Regions from separate parts of the Homo sapiens genome. Here region 1 is linked to region 2. The links are chromatin loops, found by intact Hi-C in ENCODE. Cell type or tissue: GM12878. All regions are shown on one strand. Each heading gives the region's core, and the rest is flanking DNA. Links, peaks and the distances in the headings are about the cores only. Region 1 holds the start of EMX1 (empty spiracles homeobox 1). Region 2 overlaps SFXN5 (sideroflexin 5).

Evidence for each region. Hi-C counts contacts between places; a loop is a spot of excess contacts. Peaks named below come from ENCODE experiments on the same cell type or tissue, not always from the same donor. Only the 100,000 strongest peaks of a DNase experiment are listed, where the experiment ranks them.
Region 1: it touches region 2 in a loop (5-fold over the local background); 2 of 110 quality-filtered maps call a loop at or near these places.

Annotation. Positions count from the first base shown.
Region 1 is chr2:72,912,996-72,918,361 of GRCh38, forward strand. It overlaps EMX1 (empty spiracles homeobox 1), which reads left to right and starts at 4,524. Exons shown (of 3, transcript NM_004097.3): 1 at 4,524-5,366. The coding sequence starts at 4,858. RefSeq lists silencers at 3,010-3,179, 4,320-4,739, 4,810-4,929 and enhancers at 3,271-3,888, 3,889-4,505. In GM12878, for the core only: no CTCF peak of the experiment used is centred there; a DNase peak (open chromatin) is centred at 3,277; H3K4me3 peaks cover 2,014 bases; H3K27ac peaks cover 538 bases; H3K27me3 peaks cover 352 bases.
Region 2 is chr2:72,971,425-72,976,790 of GRCh38, forward strand. SFXN5 (sideroflexin 5) reads right to left here. Exons shown (of 14, transcript NM_144579.3): 11 at 146-261. Among named protein-coding and RNA genes, the nearest start is that of EMX1, 57 kb to the left of the region's middle. In GM12878, for the core only: a CTCF peak has its summit at 2,374 (motif pointing left); a DNase peak (open chromatin) is centred at 2,389.

The sequences.
Region 1 (5,366 bases), core at 227-5,226, 58 kb before region 2:
AGATAAAATAATCTTCTTAAGATATTTCATTTTACTCAATATATCCATTACTATGTGTAATCGATATAAAAATATTAATATTTTAAATGTTTTAGCACTAAGCCTGTTTAACACTAAATGCAGTGGATATTCACATTTACAGAACATCTCTGTTTGGGCCATCCACTTCTCAAGCACCACATTACCGCATTTGGCTCCTAGCACGGCTCTATGAAATAATAGCAGTTAATATTTATCAAAAGCCTACTATGTTCCAGGCACTGCTCCAAGTTCATCAGGTGGAGATTATAACTCATTAGGTCTCAATAACTCCATGAGGTTGAACTTATTGTGCTCTCCACAAGCACGTGTTGCTTGCCCTTGTCCTCATACCATAATGAAATGTTTGGAGCTTTTGCAAAAGCCATTTTCCTAATATGATGGGCATCCAAGTCTGGTTGCAAAGGCTTGGATAGAGGGCAAGTGAGAGAATTGGAGAGAGACTAAAAATCATTCAAGAAATTTTGTGGTGAAAAAGACAAGTCAAAAGACTGAGAGAAACATGAGGACAGAAAACTCTTTGTAAGGCAAGGAGACATAAAGATGAAGTCAGGCTGAATAGGAAAGAAGGAGGTGAAAGGTGAAAGAGAGATGGCTGGGGGTGTGGCTGGTCCAAATTCTCACAAGATCTCTGTTGGAGAAACATTGCCTGGCTTGTGCTGGTGGCGAGATGTACATAGCAGCTTCCCAGCTAGAGGGAGCAGGGAGTCATGGCCTTGTGAGGGAGACAGATGGAGACACACACAACCCCCATCGCAGGTGAATGCTATGAAAGAATGGGGTGGAGGGCTTCCCAGGGAGATGAACTGAGTTTTAAGAACGAAGTTAGCCAGCAAAGAAGCAAAAGGAAGAGGATATAGACTTGAGGATTACATCACTGGATGACTGAGCCACTGATTGGATGTGGAGGATGAGAGAGTGATGCTTTGAGGTGATTCCCAAGTTCTCCGCATGGACAAAGGCAGAGACAATAACTTGTACTGAGTGCTCTTTGGAGTCTGACATTGATCCAGTGCACCACATATGTTATCTCATTTACTCCTCACAGAGGTCCCGTATAACGCTTGCAATTTCACAGATACGCAAGCTGAGGCAAAATAATTGGCCCAGGGCTCACCACTAATAAATAGGAGAGTCTGGATTTGGGGCCAGGTTATTCCAGAAATAGAGAGAGGGAGGGAAAACGTTAATGTGGGGCCAGAGCCAGAACAGGTAGGCTAGGCTGTATCAGCCTGGGAGGCATCGGGCTATTCTCCAAAAAGTGAGGCTCCGGGTTGCAGGAGATGGGACCTCCAGGAAACTGGTGGGAGGCTGGACAGGGGCAAAGTGAAAGGTAAGCAGCCTGAAGATGGGTGGGATGTAGTGGACTCCAGCGTGAAGAGCCTCCAGTCTCTGGCAGAGCTCAGCAGCTTGGGTGGGAGGAAACGAAGGGCAGGGAGCAGAAGGTGGTGGGGGGAACGGGTTTTGGTTAAGATGGGCAGCTGTCCAGTGGTGAAGAGGGGAAGTATTTGTGTATACGATCAGTTGTGGGGGATGGTGGTAGAGGGAGCAGTATGAGAGTCTGGGAGGAACAGGGCAGGGGAGATGGCACAGGAGAAGATTGGGGTGGGGGTGGGGGCACTGATACTGAATCCAGTACACAGAGGCAGGCTTAGAGACCCCCTGAGGGTGACAAATTCTTCTCTTAACTTGCTGCAGAGGAAACGACAAGAGAATAGGTCCTAAGAGGAGTGAAAATAGAGGAAACTGGCCAAGGGATAAAGATAAGCAGAGCTATGGAAGAAAAGGAAGAAAATTAGGGAATTACTGGAGAGGAAGCTGACAGAAAGGGGCGCTGGGAGAGGAAAAGGTGAGGGAGGACGAAAACGGAACTCCTATCACCCAGCGCATTCCAGCACCCCCTCCCCCTCCCCCGGGAAGTCTGCGACTGCATCCTCACAGGGATGGAATGGGAGTGGAAGCTAGGCCAGGCTGGGACCCCGGGGCTGTCCCAGCCCAACCAAGACGGTGACCAGACTCAAGTTACTGATCCTCCGCTGTTTCTTCATCTGTAAAGTGGAGTTAATGACAGACAGCTGGATGTCAACGTTTTTTGTTGTTTGTTTTAGAGATGGGATCTCCCTGTATCGCCCAGGCTGGAGTGCAGCGGTATGATCACGGCTCACTGCAGCCTCGACCTCCTGGGCTCGAGAGATCTTCCTGTCTCAGCCTCCCGAGTAGAAATGTCAGCATTTGAATGCCTCACAAGGGAAGGTGGTGTAATAAAAGGTCTATTGATTTAGATATGAACAAGTATACCCAGAGCCACACGAATGAAAGGAGGTGGCCAGTGTAGATGCAAGTCTAGGACGGTCGGTAGATTCCAAGCTTCTCTACCTGCCCAGTTAAACAAGTTCGTGGCCCCTGGCCAGCCTCTCGGTGGGGGTCTGCGACAGAACGGGTGGGATTCATTACCAGGCTAGGAGCGCAAGGCCCTCGGGCCGGGTTCAGCTTGCTGGGCTCCTGTCTTGTCTCAGCCCCCAGCACTTGCTCTGTCACCGCAGAGCACAGGCCCAGGCAACGTTTACCCAACTGAACCCGCATCCCTGTGGGAACCTTGTTCCAACAAAATCCCGTCGTTGTCTCCTTCCATATGGAACGAAAATCTCCTTCTGTACCTCTGCCCAGCTCCGCACCCCCGCCCCCTTAGAGATACGGCCTGGTCGGGTCCTGGTCCCCCCCTCGGCGGCGCTTCCACTTTTCCCAGACTGAGGGTGGGGAAAAGGAGGAGGGGGAAGAAATCAGAGGAGGAAAAGTCGGGAGGTAGGGGAGCCGGGAGACAGGAGAGGGGGAAAATAAAGAGCCTGAGACACAAACGAGAGGAAAAGACCATCACAGAAAGCTGGAAATCTCCGGAGAGGCCAGCGAGAACCCGCGCTCCCCACGGATTCCATCATTCCTTCCGAAGGCGCCTCTGCGGTGTCTCAGCCGTGCCAGGCCCCGGGGTTCCCAGGACGCGGAGGAGTGCTGGGTGCGGCCGCCTCGCCTCCCCACCCCTGGCCGCCCCTCCCCACCTCGCCCAAGGGGGCCGGAACGGCGTCGGCGCGCGGGGGCTTTTCGGAGCAGTCGAGTGGAAAATAGACTTTAACCCGCTTTGTGGCGGCCGGGGCGCCCTGAGCGCTCTCCAAACCACGGCTCCCGGCGCTCAGGCGGGCCGCTGCCAAGACCCGGCCTGGAGTCCCCGCAGAGTTGCGCGGCGCACGGACCCCGTGGCCTTGGGGCGTCAGGAGGCCCAACCCAGATCTGCGCGCCCAGGCAGCGCTCAGGCCGCTAGAATGGACCCCGGCAGCGGCGAGGAAGCGGAACTCTCTGCGGCTCCCTCTCCGCAGTGCGCCGGCAAGGTCCAGGTCCCAGCCTCCCCACCGCCGCCCGCGCCCTCCTAGGCCTCGGAGCGGCGCCTTTCTGCGGCCTCGAAGGTGGGGTGGGAAAGTTTGGGGAGTCCCGGCTCTCACAGCCTGTCGTGAGAACTGCCCCCGGGGAATTCGTCCGCCGTACGGAAAAACTGGCCGGAGCAGAGTCGTCCGCGGTTCCGCGGTCGCGGGTGGAAGGTGAAGGTCGAGGGAGGTCAGGCTGCTTCTGCGTGTCCTGACGGCTGGCGTGTTCTCTTGAGATGGGCTCGGGCTACTTGGCCAGCTTCAATTTAAGCCACAGTGTCTCCGAGGCCCTGACCTGGTCCGGCCCGCCGACACTTGAGCCCCCAGAGCCTCAGAGAAGGCGAGGGGGTGGATCTCCCAGTGCCGAGGCCCGCCGTCCTGGTCCAAGCCGGTCGCGGCACCGTGTCTGGGCACTGGAGCTGCTTCCAGCCCCGCGAACAGCTGGAGGGTGGCAGTGGGACCGCTCCGGCGGCTTCTCCCGCGCAGTGCCCCGCCTGGCCCCTTGTGAAGGGAGTGAGCGTCCCCTTTCCAGAGCTGTCCCCCGTGACATCCAGAAAACGCGAAACCTCAGGAACAAGGTCGCAGCTTCAGACCGCGGCCCAGGAGGCCGATGGTGGGTGAGTGGGAGAGTCCCGGAGAGCAGGGGGGCAGAGAGCTGGTTTTCGGGAAAACCAATGTGTTGGACCCCAAACATCCACCCTCCGCTCGGATCCAAGTTCTCTGAGAACTGAAACGACATCCCGGGACGAATGGGAGAGTTAGGCTGAGCTACACACCGGGGAGGGGAGGGTTGGAGTTTAGCCCCAAGCCCTTCGGACGCCTTCTTCGGCTCCCGCGTGGGTTGAGACGGCGGCACGGCCACCAGACTCAGCTAAAGGGCGGAGTCGCGAGGAGAAGCCAGTGGCGAGGGGAGGAGGAGGCCTGGATCTCCCCGCGAAGGCTCCAGTCCGGCTTTTGCCTCCGACTGCGGGCTCCCTCCCCACCCGCCGTCCCTCGCCCCGCCCCGCCCCGCCCCCCACCTTGGGGCAGGTGAGCGGCGGCCAATGGGCGAGCGCGGGGCAGGTGCCCGCTAACTCGCGCCTCGCAGCGCTGGGCGGCCGGGGCTGGGCAGGGCAGTGCGGGGACACCGGGGGCTGGGGTCGGTCCCAGCGGGACTCCGAAAGGAGGGAGACGAGCTCAACCCTCGGGCCTTACTGGCAGCTCGCAGCCTAGCACGGAGCCCGCGCCTGTGCGGGCGCCTGGAGCTGCCCGCTCCGCCGCAGCAGCCGCCGCGCCTGGCCGTACGCTGTGGCCGGACCCCGCGGTCGCTCGCTCACACACCCCTCGCCGCTCCGCGCCTGGCTCGCCCGCGGGGGCCGAGCGCGAGCGGGCGGGCGGGGGAGGTGAGGGGTGCGGGCGGGTGTGCATGTGCCTGGCTGGGTGCACACCCCGCAAGGCGGCGGCGCCAGGACGCGGAGCGCTCCCCAGAGCCCGGCTGCCTCGCACAGCTCCCGCGGCTGCGACCATGTTCCAGCCCGCGGCCAAGCGCGGCTTTACCATAGAGTCCTTGGTGGCCAAGGACGGCGGCACCGGCGGGGGCACTGGCGGCGGGGGCGCGGGCTCCCATCTCCTGGCGGCGGCCGCCTCCGAGGAACCGCTCCGGCCCACGGCGCTCAACTACCCTCACCCCAGCGCGGCCGAGGCGGCCTTCGTGAGTGGCTTCCCTGCCGCGGCCGCCGCGGGCGCGGGCCGCTCGCTCTACGGTGGGCCCGAGCTCGTGTTCCCCGAGGCCATGAACCACCCCGCGCTGACCGTGCATCCGGCGCACCAGCTGGGCGCCTCCCCGCTGCAGCCCCCGCACTCCTTCTTCGGCGCCCAGCACCGGGACCCTCTCCATTTCTACCCCTGGGTCCTGCGGAACCGCTTCTTCGGCCA
Region 2 (5,366 bases), core at 138-5,137:
GAGGTGGGGGTGGGGTGAGGAGGAGACATCAAGATGCCAAAATAAGGGTACCCTGGATAGAAGCCTGTGGAAGACACACGCTAAAGGAAAACCACTCCCCTCCCCTGTTGCTGGCCTCCCCAACCCTGCGAACCCCCAGACCCACGTGTCGGGCTGCGATCTTGGAGGAGCCCACGAGGTTGCCATCGCTGTCCAGGACATCAATCCCTTCCTCCAGCTCCCCGTACCGCATCAGGACCACATTGCAGATATTGGCACTGGCTGCAGAGAGAGGGGATGCAGAGAGCAGGATGAGGAGGAAGATGGCATTCCACCTGGAGGGAGGTCACTACACTCCTTCCTACGCAAGCCTTGGGGTTCTGTGTTCAAATGCATGGGCAAAGGTTAGGGAAGGGGTGGTTCTGTTGTCCATCTGCCTATCAGCCTGGTGAGGGATCTGGGGGCCCTTGGGAACCTGGTAAGTGAAAGTGGAAAAGAACAGGTATCAGGGAGGACACCCGTTCTGGCCTCAGAGAGCGGCCACTTACCGAGGGGCTGCTTTCCTCTCCTCCAGGGCAAGCCCACTAGGCAGGCAAAGTGGGTGTCCATCTGGGAGGGCTCTCTGACCTGAAGTCGCATCCCCCCTGACCCCGAGGCCTGATGTTCCACCATCACTGGGGCCCTTGCGCTGCCCTATCCTCTTAAACTGTCGGTCCAACATCCAGCCCCTCCTGTCTCTGAGCAAATCAAGTTCCCAGAAATTTGCCTCCCTGACAGCAGGTGCCAGAGAGGCAGAAACCTCAGTGTTCACCCAGCACCACCCCCTCATCATATGGATGGAAGACTGAGGCTCAGAGAAGAGGAGTGACTTATCTGAGGTCACACAGCAGAGTGGGACAGAGCAGAAAGGCTACAGTGCCTCTGCCTCTGAATACTCAGGGGGCAAGAGGGTTGGGGCAGGAGCAGCGGGCTGAGTTAAGGGCAGACCTTCTCCATTCTTGCTTCCTATGGCTGAGTGCCTGCCTTTGGCTAGGCCCCTCTGCCATCTGAGATCTTGGGAACCTGGGCTAAGGGGAGGGTTCCCGGCTCCTTAGTGAAGCACTGGTTGTTGAAGTCTGGGGCCACCCATTAGCTGGCAACTAGCTCAGGGATCCTCTTTCTGCTCCCCCATCCTGGGACTCACATGACTGGGCCAGGCCCCGTGGCCCAGTGCAGTGTGGGTGTTGACCCCGCCTGAACTCTCCCAGCCCCGCTGCAGGATGGAAGTGGGGGGACCTGGGAGGGGTGGGCAGGTGGGGAGTGGGGGGTGACAAATGCAGAGTCTGCCTGCTTCACTCCTCCCCCCAAAGCGCCTTGCTGTGTTTAAAGTTTTAATTTTTGCTAATTAATGTCAATTAATTTTGTATAATGAGTGTTTAATTTTGGGGAGTGTGTGAGCCTGGGAGCGACTGCAGTTCTGGGCTGTGAACGCTGATTAGCATCAACACCTGCTGCTTCCCCCTCCTTCCAGTGGGGGGGGCCACCAGGGTTTGGGGAGCTGGAGGGTGGCGGGGCCTAGTGGGCAGGCGGAGTGGGAGGGAGACCACAGATGCTCCTGGGGCCTGAGCCAACGAGTGGTCCAGGGTGCTCACAGCTGGGGCACAGGGTTCTGTGGGTGAGGTGTGGCTTGAGACCCCTGGGGCCTCAGTCGCCTGTTTCATTAAAATGGGGAGGTGGAATAAACAGGGGAAGACCGAGAGACTCTGCAGTCTTTGGAGAAGAAAAGCAGGAGGCCAAATACAGTTCTAAAATGTATTTAGAGCACACACACCATCTTCGAGCATCTCTCCTGCTTCCACCGACGCTCAGTGCAGTGGAAACCATGGGCAGTCCCTCTGTGTCCCGGGCTCTCCTGCCCCACAACAGGCATGCTCACCTGCCCTAAACAGCCGCTCTCTGCCAGGGGCGGTTCTGTGGGGCATTTGGCCATGTTTGAGGGCATTTTCAGTGATTGTGATCTAGGGGTCAGGGGTTGCTGCAGGCATCTGGTGGATAGAGGCCAGAGGTGCTGCTAAACATCTCGCAAGGCACAGGACAGTCCCCCCACCAAAGGATCATCTGGCCCCCAAATATGTCAACATTGCTGACACTGAGAAACCCTTGTTTTCACCACAGTCAGTGACAGACAGAATTAGGAAGCTGAATCCAAGGTAAAGGAGATCTGGTTAGCAGGGCATGACCAGGAGGGGATGGGAGCCTGGGTTTGGGGCCATCGGGCTTGGGTTCCAATTCTGGCTCCATATCTCTCCCGCCTCAGCCCCAGGCGCCCAGGGCTCAGGGCCCAGAAGGGTCCCCCAGGGTAGCCTTGGGAAGCAGCCACCTGGCCTCTGTGTTAGTGACATGCCCTCTAGTGGCCTTAGGGAGGCTATGCATCCCCCATGCCCTTGGAGCTGCCAGGCTTTCGGTTCCCAGGAGACCTAAGAAAACCGTTGAGAGGACAGTGGGGTTTTCTGCCCTGAAAGGCATCAATCCTAGCCCTCTGATGACGCTGTCCACCATACCACCACCACCGCCACTCCCAGAAAGGCAAAGTTACAGGAATGTGGTCCAGGAGACGAGCATCCTGCTAAAGTCAGGAGCTACCAGCTCACTCTGGGGACTTGAGCCATTGCCACCCAACCCCACCTTGGCTTCTCCGGGCATAAAAGGAGGGGCAGAATGTAGGGTCTCCATGGGATTTCTGGGTGCTGGCTGAGCTCACACAAAATGTCAGCCTCTGCACCTGTGCCCATGCCAAGTCAGGGGAAAGTGGGGACAGCTGAAATGTCTCCAGCCCCCATTTTGTGTGTGTATGCATAGGGGAGACAAACAGAAGAGAGAGTGTGGATCTGGAGGTGGTAGTGGACCAGCCCTGACTCACGGTGGCATCTCACTCTCTCCCTGTAATCTCCAAACATTAAACATGCGGCGAGCAGGACAGCTTTGGTTCAAACACAAAACCACTGAGATGAAAGATGAAGCATGAAAGGAAGTGAAAACCCAGCCTCCTTCCCCTCATCCAGCCCCTCCAGGACAATTCTGAAGCTGCCTGAATGGAAAAAAAACAGAGAAAACCCTAAAAGTCATCTCAGAATGATGGTACCTGCCCCCTCCCCAGGCTCCTCCCTTGAAACCGGCAATTCTTACAGCCTACACAGATGGCACATGACCTGCAATCTCTTCTGTTGACTGTGTACATTGGTTGGCCTTTATTGAGCACCTGCCGTATGCAGAGGCTACCAGCCATCCATGCCCTTGGGCAGTGGGAATGCCAGCCTGTTACAGTGATTTCATTTCCATGAGCTCATCCCAAACTTTCAATTCTGCCATATCCTTTTCAAACTGTCCCTGATCCTTCCCATCCCACTCCTGGCAAGTCCGGCTCCTGTGACAGGGACACTGAGAGCCTAAGCAAATGATAGAGAGAGAGAGAGAAAAAAAAAAAAACAGAGACAGAGAGAACAAGAACATGCACAACCCTGGGGCACAGGTCTCCTCTCCAACACACCAGCAAGATCTATTATTGATGGTATCAGCAGGTTAATTAAGCAGCCTGTTAGTGATGATGTTAAGAAAGCTGGCACATTTTCAACTCAGATTGACACCATTCAAGACTCAGGCATAACTGATGTTTGAGCAGCAATGTGGGAGATGTCAAGGAATGAGAGAGAGAAAGAGAAGGAGAGAGAAAGACTTTGCTTCTTGATGATGGCAAGCTCAGTGTTAAGTCCTGAAGAGAATTTGCTCTTGCCTGCTGCAGATGTTCTCACATCCGACCCATTGCGATGCAAAATCATGCAGATTGTGAAAAGCTAATGAAGCACCCGGTGTAAAAGGGGCAGTGTGGGGAGGAAGAAAGAGCAGTAGACAGAAAGACAAATGTGCAAGAAAGTTCTCCAAAAGAAGATCATGGGGGAGCCTGCCCCTGAACTAGGGCAGGAATAGACAAGCAGATCAATGCAGTACACTAGTCCTGCAACTCACCCATCTGTCAGGGAAATTAATTGGTAGTAAAGCAGTTCTATCAACTCACAGGGAAAGGACCATTTAAACACAGACATGCAGCAATGGGCTACTGATTTGGGGAAAATAAACTACCATAACTCCTCAATTCTACGATGCACCTTCCCATATTTTAATGTTTTAAAAATCATAATGTGCCTTACAATGAAAGTCGTCAGAGAAGGGAATCTTACCTGCTACTCAACACAATTGCCTGTACATGTGTGAATGCAGCCATGTGTACAGGTATCCATTCATTCAAGTGTCACCTCAGCTGACCACAGCAATCCATACAGAATTTGAACTTAAACTTAGATTCCTAATTGTTGCCTAAAACATCTTTCTAAAACTTACACTATAATGGAGCACGGACATGAAAAGTTATTGTACATGCAGAAGATCGTCTGCCAGATACCAGGCAATGCAATTAAAGACAGTAGAAATTGCCAAACCATAGATAGCTACCCTAAAGAAATGCTTGCCCATATGCACAAAGAGACATTTACAAGGATGTTAATTATAGCACTGTTTGTAAGAGCAAATAATTAGAAACAACCTAAATGTCCACCATTAGGGAACTCACATGGGAAGATCTCCAAAACAAACTGTTATGTGAAAAAAGCTACTGAGTATGTACATGATGATTTACTGTATGTAAAACCCTGTAATTGGCATATGCACATATATGTGTGCATAAATCCACAGGTAATGTTTTGGAAGGTTCACAGCTCACAGAGTGGTCTGCTTGGGGAAAGGAATTCAATTTGAGAATTAGGGGTTGTTGAAAGACTTCCACTTTTTTACACCAGAATTTTCTATAATATTTAAATTTTTACAGTGAGAATATAATCATGTTTCATTTACCCAAAAAGTAAAAAAAAAAACTGCCAAACTTCTTGAAGAAGATCACACACATTTTAAAGCCAGCAGGGATTGACGTAACCTAGTCATGGGTCCCACACTTAGGTACCTACAACATGTCGGCTTCCTAAAGAAGCTGATTAATTTCAGGAATATTTTTTTTCTTCAAGTAAAGAACAAATATGAGACCTAAGTATAACCAAATCAGAAATGCAAACAAAAATTCCCAATATTCTTTTATATGCTTTGAAATTATACTATTCATCTTAAACAGGCTAAAGGAGTGGAGATTAGAAGCAGGACTACAAAAAGCAGTGGTGGCCACGATGCTGTGTTTAACAACCAATGCCCAAAAAAGAACAAGAAAATGTGAAGGAGGCTTAGACTCCAACTCTGTGGTACTAAAGAAAGTGACTGGTATTGAATGTGTAAGTGAATACTTGCTTATTCCTTCCAATGGACACTAATTATAGTTCTCTTCTAAAAGGCTATTATGTTAATACCTC